Linked DNA regions of Mus musculus: region 2 is linked to region 1. A link is a loop called in an ENCODE intact Hi-C map of the cell type or tissue named here. Cell type or tissue: gastrocnemius. All regions are shown on one strand.

Region 1 (8,000 bases):
CAGGGCTCTTCCATCAGAGGGAGCGAGGCTGTAGACCCTCCTGCCCACCTGCTCCTTCCATCTGGCATTTCTGTCCAGGTTCACCCTCACACCCATAGAGGAAGCTGACCGACTCCAGGCCATGCAGTGAGCACAGACGTGGTGAGGTGATCATGTTCCTGACTGTTCTAGAAGCCTTGAATGAGTTGGAAGAACACACACACACACACACACACACACACACACACACACACACACACACACGTTCACATCATTGGACCATCAAGAATTACTAACTGGGGAGCAGAGGTGGTAGTTGCAGTCTTCCAGTCTATGACAGAGGCCGGCAAGGGTTGGGACACTAATGTGCTCACTGGTTTGGGGAGGTGAAGTTGGTTAAAAAGAGAGGCTGTGTCCATGTGGGGGTGGGTGGAGGTAGGAGAAAGAGTTGAATTCTCAGCAGAAAAGCTATATTCACAAATACATACTTCCTTAAATAGAAAATAGACCAGGGACTAGCACACTGCAGCCCACAGGTCAGAATCTCTGACTGCTTTCTGCTTTTGAAAATAAAGCTTTATTGAAATCCAGCTTCTTTCAGTTGTTTATGTACAGCTTAGAGCAAAGAAGTTACAATATGGCCTCCAAAGCTCAACATACGTACTTCCCAGACAATATTTGGCTACCGTTGCTCTAGACCCTTTAATACATCTTGGACCCACTGGAAGGTTTAAGAATCAAGCACAAAACTATCTAGACGCCATTATATGTCACCAGAAGGCAGCATGGTTTTCTAGAGCTCCGTGGCAGCCTGACATGTGTCTTAGGGATTTAGAAGTTTCCAGCAAGCTTGTGCATCAATTATCCCATTTAATCCCCCAACAAGCCTGTGTGAGGTTAATGGTAATTTTATCCCAATTTTGCAGATGAGAAACTAAGACAAAGAGAAATTAAGGGACTTGCTGAAGACCACATGTCTGGGAGATAACCAAGCCCCAGCAGCCTGAGTGGAAAATTCCAGCCTTTTTCCACTGCATGATAAGGCAGATGTTTCACACATTCTGTTACTTAGTCATCCCACTGCCCCACCTCCTGTCCATCTTCCTAGCTCCCAACGTCCCTGCAGTCACAGAGAAAGCTTTTGTCCACTCTGCTGTGTGTGCTTGGCGGGGAGTGTGTGTGTGGGGGGGTGTCACATTTCCTCTGCCTGTGTGCTTGCTGTGTGGGCGAATGCCGGGGATGTTAACGAACAGTGACAGATAATCTCTGATTGGCTGGCACTCATGAAGAGTCAGTGGACCAGGTAATTCTGACCCACATCCTGACAGTGCCATCTGAGAGGGCTCCTGACCATTCAGGCTGGCATCTGGGAGGAGTCTTGCGGTGCCTACCACCCACCCTCTGGGTCCCTAGAGTGGACACTCTGGTCCATCCATTCTGAGCACAAAGGTTGCAGAGCCCTTGCTCACTGATGTATCGGGGAGCTGTTCTTAATGCAATTATGACTCATTTATTAGATACCAGGATGTGGCTGTGCTATGTCAGGCTCACTTGGCAGGCACCTGCTCTTTGCCATGCATGTGCATGCGCGTGCACACACTTGTTTCTGGCAGTTTCGTGAGCCATCGCTAGAGCTCTGTGTGCTGTGGGTAGCACATTTAGCTGGTTAAAATATAATATACGACGGGATCATATTTAACAAGGAAAACAGGGTCCAAATGGACAGAGGAGCAGTGTGGCTGAGTTGCTATGGAAACCCCTTGTTCGGAATTTCCTGACTCCTAGGAGATTACATTTTCAACCTTAATGCTGTATTAACATAAGCTTTGGCACTTAATGTGTCTGTTTTTCACCTCCCCTCTCTCTTTTGCTTACAGGCGAGGAAAGCAGGGAGGAGAGACTCCCAGGAGAAGATGAGAGAGGCTGCACTTCAGGATCCAGCTCAAACCAGTCCCTGCCAGGGCGAGGTGTTCCATGCTTTCCAAAGCTTACCAGGTCCATTATCTCTGTGACCTAGAGACAGGCCTGCCAACCGGGCTTGTGTGAGGTCACTGTGCCCTGTGCGTGACGCCCTCCCTCCAAAGCCTCGTGCATCCATTCCTTCCCCTCCATCGCACCTCAGCTCTGATCATCTCTCAAGGGTGAAGCAATAGGTTTCTGCTCGGCTCCTGCTCCCAGCTCGTGCCCTCTAGCCGCCTGAGTGATCATTCTGCACTACAAATTTGTTCATTCTGCAGTTGGCTGAACAGCTTCCATCAGCCGCCGGAGGGAGCAGAATAAAATTCTGACTTCTTTGCACCCAAGGTTGCTTTCCATCTCTGCAAAGTTTTTTTTTTTTTTTTTTTTTTTTCCTCCTGGAACTCCCATAGTAGCCCCACCCTGCCTTCCCAGACTGAAAACCAAAATGCACTTTCTTATTGCATCGAACACTTACCAGGCTCATCCTGGCTCATGCCACACACCTACTCACCCCCATGTCTCCCTGCCCTATCTAACTCTTAAATGTCTTTTATGTCATAGCTCAGTACTACCTCCTTTGGACTGTGTGCAGGGTTTCCCTGTCTACCTTGGTACTAAGGTGTTTGGCCCCCAATGCTCCTGTGGGTAGCTCTCACCAGCTATGATATCTTGACCCCCTCATGACCCTAAAAATGTCATAAACCAAGAAACTTCATGTCCCTTACACCACATCCTGTTACAGAACTCAGTAGATGCTCAAACCTCATTTTGGAACTTGAGTTTCCAGGGGAGGACAGTGAAGCTTGGTGCTCCAGCATCCTGCTCTCCCTCACTCTCACATCTTCTGCTGTGCACCACAGGGGCACTCCGGTGTGGGAGAGTTGGCCTCTGAGATCACCAGAGCCATTCCCCTGTCCCCAATCCCTAAGCCCAGGCTCTTCCCCCTTTCAGGCTTAGGGGACCTTTGAAAATTAGCTCCCCCCCTAGCCCCAGTTGATCATACAGCAGCTCCCACAGACTAGGAAGAAATCCAGGGAAGCCACGGTGATGACACACTGTTTGCTCTCAACCTGTAAGTGGTAGAATTGTGCCCCAGCCACATGCAATGGTGTCTCACGAAATCTCATAATGGGGCACCAGTCAAGGAAGGATCTGTGTGGCATGTGATAGTCTTTGGGTAAGTTCACCCCAGGGCAGGAGGGCATGAATCCAGTGGCAGGTGTGTCCTTACAAGGGACAGAAAAGACAAGACACTCAGTGCTATGGGCCATAAGCCAGAGCACGGATGCTTGTAATGGTGGAGGTAGAGGCTGTGGAGTTGCAGCGGGAGGCACAGGTAGCAAGGACTGAAGATCCTAGAGCCCCATGCAGGATGGGGGAACGCTGGAAGCTGGGAGTCACAAGTAGGTAAGAGAGAAAGAGAGAGAGAGACAGAGAGAGAGACAGAGAGAGACAGAGAGACAGAGAGACGAGGGGGACTCACGTGAGGTCAGCCTGTACACTGCACAGCCAGCCTAGCTGGCACCTTTGCTTTAGACTTCTGGCTTGTACAACAGAGTGTTTAAAGCCACCCAGTGTGTGCTCATTTGTTACCTAGGCAGCACTAGGAAACAAACAGAGCCAGGCAGAGTGAGAATCTGGTCGGAGCCTGAAGGACTGTGGGGATGGACTTCGTGAGGATCTCCCTCTGCCTTTGCCAACACGAGTGGGCCTCTCTGCTCTGCTTCCCACCTTGGGACCTTTAGCTCCTTTCAGGCCATGCTCTCCCTCAGCCTGAGCTGCTCCCAGCCTGCCTTGCTCCTCTCTTCCCGTATCTCTGAATTAGAAGCACGTGTGACATCACTTCCCAAGTTCCAAAATGTCTTCTGCTTGGTAGCCTTGCTCATATCAGCCAGCTAACCTCTCACCACCCTAAAGCCACCAGGAGCTAATGTTATAACTTAAACAGAAGTCACCGGACAGACATCTTCAGCTGAGGGCTCCTAGGCAGCAGGTCCTATACCTGATCATCCTGGTCATGGGCACCCTGGCAGATTAACTGTGTGTAAGGTGTCAGCCTTGTGTTCTGGTGTCAGCAGAAAGACATGTCAAGAGGCAGGATACACCCGGCCAGGGCAGGAGCAACCACTCTGAGACTCACTTTCTCTGGACTCGAACAATGTTAGTAGGGAAGGAAGTTGGGGGAGGAAGAATGGATTTTATTTATTTTAATTTTTATTCTTCACACACATTCCATCCCAACCATGCCTTCCCCTACCTGTATTCCTCCAAGTCCTCCCTCCCCTCCCCATAAGCCCTCTCTTCCTCAGTTTCCCTTTAAAAGAAGGTCAGATCTTTCAGGGATAGCAACCGAACATGGCATAACACATCACAATAAGACAAGGCAAAAAAATAAAAAAAGAAATCTTCATATCAAGGCCAGGTGATCCAGTAGGAGGAGAAAAAGGGTCCCAAGCACAGGCAAAAGAATTAGAGACAGCCCCCACTTCTGCTGTTAGGGTTCCCACGAAAAAACACCAAGCTATGCACTCACAAGGTATATGCAGAGGACCTGGCTCAGACCCATATAGGGACCATGGTTGCTGCTTCAATCACTGTGAGGCCCCATGAACCCTGTGTAGTTGATTTTGTAAGCTGTGTTTTTATGGGGTCCTCAACCTTCTGGCTTCTAGAATCCTTCCATCCTTTCTTCTCATGGTAGGGTGGATTTTAAAACATAGAAGGGAAATTAGTAGCCCTAAACTCTTGAGAGGGGTCATCACACCAAGCAGAGGATGCGCCTGACAAGTGTCTCAGAGGGGCTTACTGAGCTGGGTCAGAGTGACTCAGGACGTCCAGACTGAACATCCAGTGTTCAGATCACGTGGGATGCTGGCCCTAAGTGCCTGAGCCTGCTCACTCTATCCTTAGTCCCTATAACAGATGGCACACACAGCCTTCCTCTCACTCATCTTCCCCCATCCTGAGGACTGGCTCGTTTTATTCTTGCTGCATAGATCAGGGTTTGGAGGTGAAGGCTCAAGGTCACAGGGCCACTAGCGAGTGGTGGTCAGCTCTGGAACTCGGGTCAGAGGAGCCAGAGATGTGTGAGCCGAGAGCTGGGAGATCCTGGATGGATGTCCCAGTGCAGAGACAGCTGCCGTGCCCGTTACAGAACCACTGTTGGCACTGACTTAAGGGTCCATGGCAAAGTTCTCTATTTCAAGAGCTGAACCGTGGACAGCAGGAGAATGCCTTGCTTTATGAAATATCCCCTGAGGTGTTGGGCTAAAGGGAAGCAACATCTTGGACTCACCTCTCAACCAGTTCAGGAAGAAGGGGAAGAGGAGGAGAGGTGAAGACTGGGGCTGATTGAGGAAAATCTATTTAGGCGATTCTGACTGTTCTTGCTATTTTATTCACTTAAAACCATGTCACGGCCAAAATTATCAAAAAGAAACCTCTAAAGTCTGGGCTTTTAATTTTTTAAAGTCACTTTATTGATGTGTGCTTGATGTACAATAAACCAAAGGTGTGTGCTTTGATATGTTTTGACATCTGTCTGTAGGCAAGAATCGATCACTGCAGTCAGGAGTGAATGTAGCCATCACACCCAAATCTTTCTTTCTGCTTCCTTATGCCTCCTGTCTGTCAGCCCACCCCACTATCCACGCCCAGGCACACCCCCTCTGCCCCTGTGGATTGCTGGCAGACCCCTCCCCCTTCTGCCTGCATTCTTTCACTCTGCATAATTATGCAGCAATTCACTCATGCTATACCATGTTTCAGCAGCGTGTTCCCCTTCATGGCTGAGTCCTATTCACTTGAATAGATATACCACAGTTTCTTTACCCATTCCTCTGTGGGTGGACTCTTAGGTTTGCTCCACTCTTAGGCAGTTATGGACTAAGGCTGTTGCCAACAGCTGCATCCAAATCTCAGAGTGGGCATATGTTCTTTTCTCTTCCTGGGAATGCAGACGCTTCCTACTGTTCTACAAAGTGAATGCCCACCAGTGCTATGGTGGTAGCTCATTCCCCTCATCTTTGCCCCAGGATGATTGAGCTGACCTTTTTCTCTATTTGGCTGTAGTCACCTCGCTCATTGCACAATGGCATGCCAGTGTGGTTTAGATTTACACTCCCCTGTGACCAGCAACGAAGTTCATAGCCTCTCTCTACTTCCCTGGGACACTGTGTCCCTTGGGTAAAGAGGCACATTTAGAGCAGCTGATGAGGCTCTGTTGGGCACAGGAGGAGGTGGGCCTGGGAAGAAAGTCTGCAGTCCCAGTCTGAGTACTCAGGTTACTGCAGAACAAGGTCCAAGGTCCAAGAGCTCAGATTGCTTCACCTGAGTTTTTGATTGGGTCCCCAGCAGCTCAGCAGCCAGCCCTGGGGGCATTTCCAACCAGTACCCAGAACTCACTAGGTGCTGGCTACAGTTCTTCTGGTCATTCACCAACCACCTGCAGCCCAGCTCTGAGAGCTGCACATGAAGGACTGAACCACGCTCAGTCCTTCGTGGATGGGCAAACTTCAGAGGAGACATGTCTAGGGTTACTCTTGAATTCTGCTGTAAAGGGTCTCTAAATTCTGCTGTACACTTCCACCTAATCTATGTTCCGACTACAGTAGAGTCTCAGTGTCCCAAACCCACCACCTCCTTCTTGTCCCCTCCCCTTCATCTTCCCTTTGCCTTTGCCCAGGGGAGACCACACCCAGCCCACCTTTCCTGTGGAATCTTCCATATCCACACGGGAAACCTTAGTGACAGTACTGTCCAACCTCGAGCTCCACGTGCAGGGTGCATGGCTGGTGGGTGGGCACAAGCTCCCTAAGGGCAGCCACACCTTTTAGTAACTGAGCCACTTCACAGCCATGCCCTTTGTGGTGACATTTGGAGACATGTAAGGAGTCACGATTCAGATGTGTTCACGAATTACCCCTAGGGCTCGAGGTGGTACCTGGCCCTTCTGGGAAAGCTGAACCCATTCACCTGTCCCATTATCACCAAGGAGAGCCATTACTGCCATGTAACACAGCTCAGGCATTGAAACACTGTAACTGTTAGGTTCTCAGAGGTACCCAGTTAGAGATGCAGGCACTGGCTTTGCCTGCATTTTTTTTCTTTCTGTTCTAGAAACACATACCTGTCTGCACAGTGGATTGAACTACTCCCACCAGAAATGCTACAGAACCTTTCAAATAAATATTTAGTGTACGATCTGGTAATTTTATGTTGTGAGTTACAAAGCCTTTATCTGGTACCCACCTTTCATTAAACCTTGGGGTCCTGCTTTGGTCTCTAATGACATTATGTTGCATCAGAATTAGAAGGCTATTTAAAAATAAAAAAACAGAGGGCCTGTATTATTTGTTGTAAGTCATGCTAATGTTTAAATTTCGAGTCTTTTTTACTGCTGATTAAACCTCTGAAGACTAAGGCAGAGTTTCTGCTTCACTGCTAGGAGCAAAGACGATGGTGTGGCTTGGGGAAGGGAGAGCGCCTGAAGAATGCACGGGAAGGTTGCTGCATTTATGAATAAAGCAGGGCATTATCATTTTTAATAGGAATTAAACAGCTAGAGGGAGAAGTCGGCGATGCCGCGATCAGTGCGAAGGAAAACAATCTAACAATTTTAATTAACTGTATTTTAATAGCTTTAGTTATAATTGAATAATTTAAATACCAAGGGAAACACTTAAATCTCCTAAAAGCCTTTTTTTATTTACATTTTAAATACAGTTCACGGTGAGTAGGTGGCAGTGTCTATGCTGGGGGATCGCATGGGTGACTCTAGCAACTGGGCAAGCCTGAGAGAGGTGTGTGGGAACCCGGGGTGGGGGCTTTCACCACTGAGGAGAGACTACTGGGCAGTGTGGCAGGGACATCCTTGCCTGCTCCAAGTTGCAGGAGGCCAGGCAAGTGAGACTCCATTCTCAACTCAGCATTCACACAATACTTATCACAGGCTTTTGTGATGCCCACCACGGCAGACACAGCCTAGCAGGAAGAGTAGTTGCCAACGGCTGAGGGTGACACCCTCTTGGAGGGTTTTTCAAATGGAAAAGCCAGACAGTAAG
Region 2 (8,000 bases), 59 kb before region 1:
CAGAGTCAGTTTTCTTTAAGGGTGTGGTCCCTGGCGACTTGGCCAAGTTCCAGAGGATAGCCCCTCTCACTGGACTCAGCAGGTGATCACAAAAGGAAACAAAGAAAAGGACACAAATTAGGGAGGAGAAGGAGGTAGGGGTGGATCTGGGAGGGACCAGGAGGAGTAGGTGTGAATGTGATTATAATAGGCAATATGACGTTCTCGAGGAATTAATAAAAACACATTTAATAAAAAAATTAAACTGAAAAAAAAAGTGCAATGGTCTCTGGGGCTGGGATGTGCTCAGTTGGTAGAGTGCTTGACTAGTACACAGGTAGCCCTGAGTTTAATCCTCAGTACCCTATCAAATGGGAGCTGTGGTGCATACCAATAATCCTAGCAGGTGGCAGACGAATCCTAAGTCCAAGGACACCCTTGGCTACAGAGTGAGTTTGATGCTAGCCTGGGCTACATTTGATATTTCTTGAAAAAGAAGGCAAGAGGGATGGTAAGCTTTGTCCATGGCTTTGTACCTGGCAGCCATGGCCTTGTGGGATGGGATCCTACCCACTGTGTAGAGTTCAGTCACAGCTGAGCTTCCATACCCCCATCTTCTGGGGAGCAGGCCGGTGGGCGTGTCCTAGGAGACCCACCTTGTTCTCTGGCAGGTCTTGCCTCAAGCCTAAGTTCTCTCGCACTCACATGCAGCCCACTGCCCAAGAAAAGTGTCCCAAAGGCCCTCAGCAAGGGTTCCTGTCTGTCCGCGACTTTAATGGACAGGACATATTATTATTATCTTTTTTTTTTCTTCTCTTCTTCTTCAGAGACCTAGAGATTGTTCATGTTTCGAACAACTCCAAGGCCTTGCCTCAGCAAGCCTCTCCGTTGCCAACAAGAAATGCTGCAAGAATCCTGCTCTGGCTTTAATTATGCATGGCCGTCCAGCCCTCAGGGGTGGGCAGAAGGAAGCTGGATCCTCTGGAGACCTCCCCAGGCAGTAGAGAGGACTAGCAGCCTGCAGGCTCCCGAAGGGCCTGGAATCTGGGCCATTTCTTGATTTGGGATGGACAAAGAGTACTTAGAATAACAAAATATTTATTTCTGAGTTATTATTGCATAACAAAATTAACAGGGCAAGCAAGAAAGTTTCTATTTTGAATTTTTTGACACAGTCTGGCTTAGCTGCCTGAGCTTCCTGCAGACCAAGCCAACCTTGAGACTTCCATCAAAGAGCCTCTCACCTGAGCCTTGACTATGCCTGAGAACTGGTCAAGAAAACTGTCGATGGTCTTGTAGTTTCCTTTACTCTGTTTCCATGGGAGAGATGCTGGCCTTGCACATCATCACGTGTCCAGTGGAGACTGACATGGGCTTACTGGCACAATGACAGAGTAGGACCAGGCTGTAGCATGTGATAGCCCATGCTAGGGTTGTATTTACCAGCCCAGTCCTCCTGTCTCTGTGAAGGCACAGGGATTCCAGAGTATTCCAAATGCCCTCCCACAACAGAAACTGGCTGCAGCAGCCCAGGGCTGGGCTCAGTCTGTCACATCCCACTCTCCATATCTCATTAGCTGGCATATAGTCTTACCCCTACTAAACACACAATGCCATTTTAAAGAAGCCTCGGGTTTGTCTGTTGAGTGCCTGAACCGGGGAGCGCTGTACTAATTACTCCTTAGACAGGAGGAAACCGAGGTAGAGAGCTCTGTCTTTGCCCAGGATCTTGTAGTAGCTGGGCTGCAGAGTGCTCAACACCATCCAGTCTTGGGTGTCCCTGCTGGGATGGGCGGTCTGTCTTGTGAAGGTCAGACCAGAAACCTCTTTAAGTGACTCATCCAGCAGACATTAAAGTAGACAGAGTCCGCATGACTGTGCTGGAGTGGGCATCCCAAAGGACCACAGTGGGTGGCTTAGATCATGGATCTCAGTGCCCTGGAGGCCAGGGGTTTGAAAGGATGTTGGCACAGTGGGCATCATCTATGGCTTTCAGGAGGAGTCTGTCCTCTGCTTCTCCGACAGCTTCTATCAGCGTGCTGGCAAGTGATCACAGTCTTTGGCTGGCAGACACGTGGCTCTGATCTCTGACTGTCTCCTCCTGTGTGCTCCTTTGCCATGGTTATGTCCAAATTTCCCCTCTAAATGAGAACAGTAGCGGCACTGGACTCTAGAGACTAATCTACTCCAGCAAGGCGCCATTGTAACCAGTAAGTAGACAATGCGCCTATTCCCAAACAAGGTCACTGTCTCAGGGGATGGAGTACTACCTGGAGCATCTGAAATTGAGGGGACACAATTCAGCTTGACAGAGCCTCGGTCTTGTATCCTCTTGTTATCTGGGACAACTTTAACAAGTCGGAATCCTTTGACTACAGTATGGGTCCCTTAGAAGGCCAGAAGTACTAGGGCTTTAAGTACATTGATTAACAGGGCATCCACATACTGAATCATTTCCACCTAGCTGGTTGTGCCTCTTTCTGGAGGTCTTTGATGGCTGGACTGGATGGGTAGCGGAAGGATCTAAAGAGAGGAGAGAGGGAGGTTTTAAGTTCCAGGCCTCATGCTGCCATGTTGAAGGTAGGAGGTGTTTACTAGCACTGTCCCTTTCCATACTAGGGTGTTAACTCTCAGGCCAGGCTTGTATGTACTGTGTGGGTAGGCAGAATGAGGCTTTGGCCCTGTTCAAGCAGGGAAACAGGGACTCGATGCCTGCCTGCTTTTACCTGTGGGACCATTACCATTATTACAGGCTTTTCCTGTAGTGCAATTCTGGTGCCTGGTGTAGATGAGCCAGGGTCGTTTCCCCACCCAGGTGGGCTACTGGCCTTTGAAGGCTCCATTGGTCCCATTGTCTCTCTCGGAATGCACTCCTATGGGTAGTGCCCAGTGCAGTTTGTTATCATTGTATTCATGGTTTCAGCCTCTGTCTCCAGGGTAAGGCTATCAGAGCTGCACTCTGAGCCCCTTCGTTCTGTTCTATGTCATTGACTTCACAGTGGCCTCTCTCCCCCAGGCCTCTGCTCCTCCCTCTCCTTGTGTAATTAAAGGGAAAAGGCTCTGCATTCATTTACCTTATACTTTATCAAATAACAGCGCGATGAATTAAGAGGTCCATATTTCTATTTCAAGGTTCATGGGCTTTGGCAAACTGCAAGTTGTGCTCTTAAAACCTGCCGCATCAGCAGGAAGTCTCTGCTCTGCACACAGCCCCCTTCCCCCCACCCTTCTTCCTCTTTGCAGCCCCCCTGTGCAATTTCTAAACAGATGAGATGCTTATGGACTCTGCATGGGCGGCAGTAGAAACGATACAGAGCCGCCAGGGTCCTCTGCCCTCCTCCCTTCCCTCTCCCCCTTTCACTCCTTCTCTCTATGCCTCCTCCCTCTCTTACTCCTCCCCTCCATCCCTTCTTCCTGGAAGGCTGCCAGGCTCTTGATTCAACTCACACGGGTGCAACAATTTATCCAGTGCCTACCAGGTACAGAGGACTGTAATAGGTGCCATTGGGGAAACAAAAGTGTTAGTAACAGAGCACTCTGCATTCCTAATGTTACTGAATTCACACAGGAAGCTTCTGATATGAGCCTAGTCCTGCTAGCTGTGCCGCTTCCACAGCACAGGATGGAAGCTGAGACTTGTTGAATCCTGAGCGCACTTCACTTTCATGGAGAGGGTCAAAGGCTCCTGAGGTCGGTCAGGGACCCTATCTTAGAAGAAGGGCTTTGAATGGTTGAAACAAGATATATGGGTACACAGAAGCAACGCAGGATACTAAAAGTCAATTCTCAAAGTTCAAAAAGGAGTCTGACATAAAGGATGTGCTTCTCTGCTAAGAACTAAGTAACAAGATTCCGATAGCTATTGTAACGTCAAAGGGATGACTCATTGTACAAAGGACCCGGAAGCCATGAGCTTGATGGTTTCCCCGTTTTTTTGTAAATAAAGTTTTACTGGAACAAAGTCTTGAGGACATTGAGTTGCATATTGCCTAAGGCTGTTTTTGAGTTAGGACAGCAGTTAATACAGAGGACCAGGACCTACAAAGCTCTATGGGGTTCTGCAAGATAGATGCTCCTGGCCTCTGTTGAACTAAACACTTGAGATATCTGCAGTAACTTAAACGGAATAGAAAACCTATGTGGTCTCTTGTAGGTGACATTAGTCTCAAGCATTGACAGTAGAACTGTAGCTTACTGCCTCTATTGTAATAAAAAATAAATAGCATCCTCCATTCAAGGTCATGAACCCTTAGAGTTCTCCCTGAGGCGCTGCTGGTGGCTATGAAGGCCAAGGGCATTGGGAGCACTTGGTGCTATGACCCGTTAGTCTCAGTCTGGTTCTCAGATCCTCACAATCTAGTGGAGCACACACACACACACACACACACACACACACACATATATATATACCCTCACAATACACATATATACATATATGTATATATACTCCATACTTATATACTAATATGCATATACACACTCACACATATACCCGTGTACACACATACTCTGATTGGCTGACAGCCATTGCCTGCTATCACAAAGAGAAAGGGTGACCTAGACCTCTGGGGAAGGTGATAGTGTTCACCCAGTTGTCTTTGGCAAGCTCAGGATCACCACATGAGTTCTCCAGTCCCTATAACGATTTGTCAGGGAGTTTGGTGACTTTCTGGAGTTAATAAAAACTCACCCTCTGGCCTGGAGACAGTCTGGAGCATCTTCCCTTGAGGCACACAAAGCCTGTGTTTGGGCTCACATTCAGTAGATGTCCTTCAATGTCAGTTCTTTTGGGAAAAAAAAAATCCTTACAGCATCATTGGCCAACTGACTCTAGGATAGAGAGCATCAAAGAAAGACGCTGCTGCACAGCCTCACACTGCTAGCTCCTCACCTGCTCCTCTACTTACGTCGTCTCCCAGTCTCCCTAGCCGACGTGTCGAACTGAGTGATTATGTGTTTTAAGCCAATACCTCTTGTTTGTGTACCTCAGCAGTACCCGAGTCAGAAGAACTTTAGTGCTAGCTCCGAGATCTTGCTGTAGGCCTTGGGTTGCTTCGGCCTCTGACCTCCATTAACCCACCTACGAAGAATGAACCATCAGTATACCTGCCACCATCTTCATACATCTGAGGGGTGTCCAGGAAGACAAGAGATGAGAAGACTGATGGGAAAAGTGGGTTCTGAGATGGGGAGGAGGGAGAGCGCTTTGACGCTTGTGCAGGTTTGGGCTGATTTATAGCAGAGCTGGCTGGGAGTAAGGCCTCAAAAGATGGAAGGAGTTTCAGAGGCCATTCTTTAGCCAACTCAGTGAAGATATCAGCACGGACCCCTGCATGAAGGCTGGGGAGACTAGGAAGCCCCTGGAATTTTTGTTGTTTCCCAGAGGAGCCGAGACACTCCACACACTCCCTGCTGAGATTTTAGAGTCATCTGGGAACCATTGTTATGAGAATATGTTTATTATTATCATCCTTTCACCATTATTATCATTATTAATAATACGAATACGGTGTTTGGAGCATTTATGCACATTAATTTTAAACAAGCATGTGCAGTGCAAGATATGATGCTGCTACCAATAAACAGCCATCATGTGGATCTTTAATTTACATAAAATCATTTATGTTAATTTAATTAGGCCTTTGTTTACAACCGAGGCTCACTCTGCCCTGGATGGTGAGATTGCCTTTAACGGGGGCACACCATGGAGCTGGAAGCTGGTCATTCCATATACACTGTGTGTTCCTCAGACTGACAGGGAAGAGTCCTCCCTCCTTTCTCAGAGGACACGCTTGATGCAGAAAGTCTTTACATATGACTCGCTCCCTTCAGGCAACTGTGCTGGGGCCTGGAGAGATGGCTCAGCTAGTAAAGTGCTTCACAGACAAGCATGAGGACCTGAGTTCGATCCCTAGTACCCACGGAGGAAGAAAACCTTGACTGTGGCTGTGCGATTTTGTAATCTCAATGCTGGGGAGGAGACACAAAGACCCCACGACCATGTTAGCAAGCTGGTTTAACCAAATCAGCAAGCATTGCATTCAGTGGGAAACTCTGTCTTAAAAAACAGGATAGACATCAATTGAAGAACTGAAGAAGACACACACAGTGCACATACATGGACGCACAGGTACACACATGTCTACGCACCTAGGTGCACACACACCACACAAAGAAATTGTGCTGAGGGCTAGCTTCTCAGTAACAAAGCCTTAGCACCCGACTTGCTGTCAGACAGCTATCAAGTAGAAATTCTCTTAAGTTAAGACCCTTACATGAGAAGAGTTAACACATGTTCGACTCATGGGATGTCTGATTTAACCAGAAATGAATGAATGAATGAATGAATGAATGAACGAATGAAGGATTGAAGTTTCAGTCACTTCCTTGATGCCTTGTGGCCTAGGAGATGGTGCTGCTCAGCTCCATTTTGCAGAAGAAGCGGAGCAAGTGGGAAATGGAAACATTACACCACGAGCCCAGAGCTGGTCCTGGTGGCTGTATCGCAGATTTACAGCCTGACCTTGCCTCGACCTTTACCTTAGTCGATGTGTTCCTCACCCTTTTACTCCAGCTTTTCTATTTCCTCATCTGTGAAGCCACAAGAAGAATCCCTGTCCTTCTAATCTGATGGGCAGAAATAAAAAAAAAAATGAGATTGTGGAGGGAATGTGCAGGGTGCCGGAGAGTTATAAGGTGGTGTTGTCAGGCTTGCCTTGGGAAACCTTGAAAAATTGAATGGAAACCATAGACTCATTCATCTCCTTTTAACAGCCCCATGTCATCCGGCCTGGTCTTTTCCATTCCTGCTCTGTCCAATCCTGACAACATAATTTAGTTCCAGGGAACTTGAATAGAATGTAGTAGAGTGATATTTCCACAGCTCAGCCCGAGATTAATATGGTCAGGGCAGTGGCCAGTGAGGAAGAGGAGCTGGCAGGTCTGGACTCTGCTGACTCCTCCTCCAGGGCTTGCCAGGGGCACTGCCTTCCCCACTTTCTACAGGTTCTGCTCAACTCCCTTTCAGCTCTGACAGGACAGCTCCAAATCCCTGACCTGGCACATCTGTTTTCCCCAGTGTCCAGCCATGCATCCAACACACATTGTGTCATCTTTGCCTGGGTAACAGGGCTGGAGTGGTACAAACATCACGTGCCCTGGAAGAGGTCAATCACTGGAAAACGAAACCCGGCAGTCATTCAAGTCACTGCCTAAAGGGTGGGGTAACCAACTGGAGGTGGTCCAGGGACAATGGAAGGTTTCACACTGCTTGGGGGAAGGTAAGAAGGCCCTATGAAAGAGCAGTGTCAAACAGACCACCTGAGGCTCAGGAGAGGTCCCCAGGGGATGTACACCAATACTGTGAGGGCAGGGCTCAGATGGGACAGTCCCAGCATTTGGGGAATGGCACATGGTCTTGTCTTAGTGACTCTGTGTGCTGAGATGGGTGGGGCTTGGAGCAGAGTCTGGAAAGGTGGGATAACAGAGGAGACCCATCTGGGGTGCAGTTGTGACCTGCTCTGCTCCTCTCACTAGCTTGGCAGTGTGTCTTCCTCGGGTGATAAAAAAAAGTGGACAATGAGGAATGGCTGAATAAGGAATAAGGAGGTAAATATGGGGGACATCCCCTCCATACCCCAGCCCAGGAAAAAGAAGGAAACCTTCAAATCACAGTGGGCTGAGAGGCAGTCTAGGGAGGGGTACCACCTGTCTCTGTTATCTGTGCAAACAGGGTCTGGAATGTGTACTCTGCCAGTCATCTAGGGACAGTTTTTACTTTTCTCTCTTGTGGACTTCAAACAAACAAACAAACAAACAAGCAAACAAACAGACCATATCCTCACCTAGAGACGCCTAGAAACTGCCAGACATATTCAGCACCCCACCCCATTTTCCAGGTCATGGAGGATGTGTGGCTACTGGTGGTGACAGCATTTCCAGCCCCAGCTAACAGCACCTGCATCGATGCCTCCTTTCCACGGTATCAAGATTTATTGTTCCTCAAAATCAAATATTGACCT

Evidence for each region. Peaks named below come from ENCODE experiments on the same cell type or tissue, not always from the same donor. Only the 100,000 strongest peaks of a DNase experiment are listed, where the experiment ranks them.
Region 2: a loop joins it to region 1, with 3 times the contacts of the local background. A loop is called at or near these places in 2 of 42 quality-filtered maps.

The regions. Positions count from the first base shown.
Region 1 is chr14:25,179,768-25,187,767 of GRCm38, reverse strand. It overlaps Gm32307 (a long non-coding RNA gene), which reads left to right. Exons shown (of 3, transcript XR_874431.2): 3 at 1,857-2,282. Among named protein-coding and RNA genes, the nearest start is that of Gm32307, 15 kb to the left of the region's middle. In gastrocnemius, no CTCF peak of the experiment used is centred here; DNase peaks (open chromatin) are centred at 1,520, 2,029, 3,163, 3,501 and 1 more place; H3K27ac peaks cover 5,395 bases.
Region 2 is chr14:25,238,854-25,246,853 of GRCm38, reverse strand. No RefSeq gene overlaps it. Among named protein-coding and RNA genes, the nearest start is that of Gm32379, 31 kb to the right of the region's middle. In gastrocnemius, no CTCF peak of the experiment used is centred here; DNase peaks (open chromatin) are centred at 1,953 and 3,382; H3K27ac peaks cover 463 bases.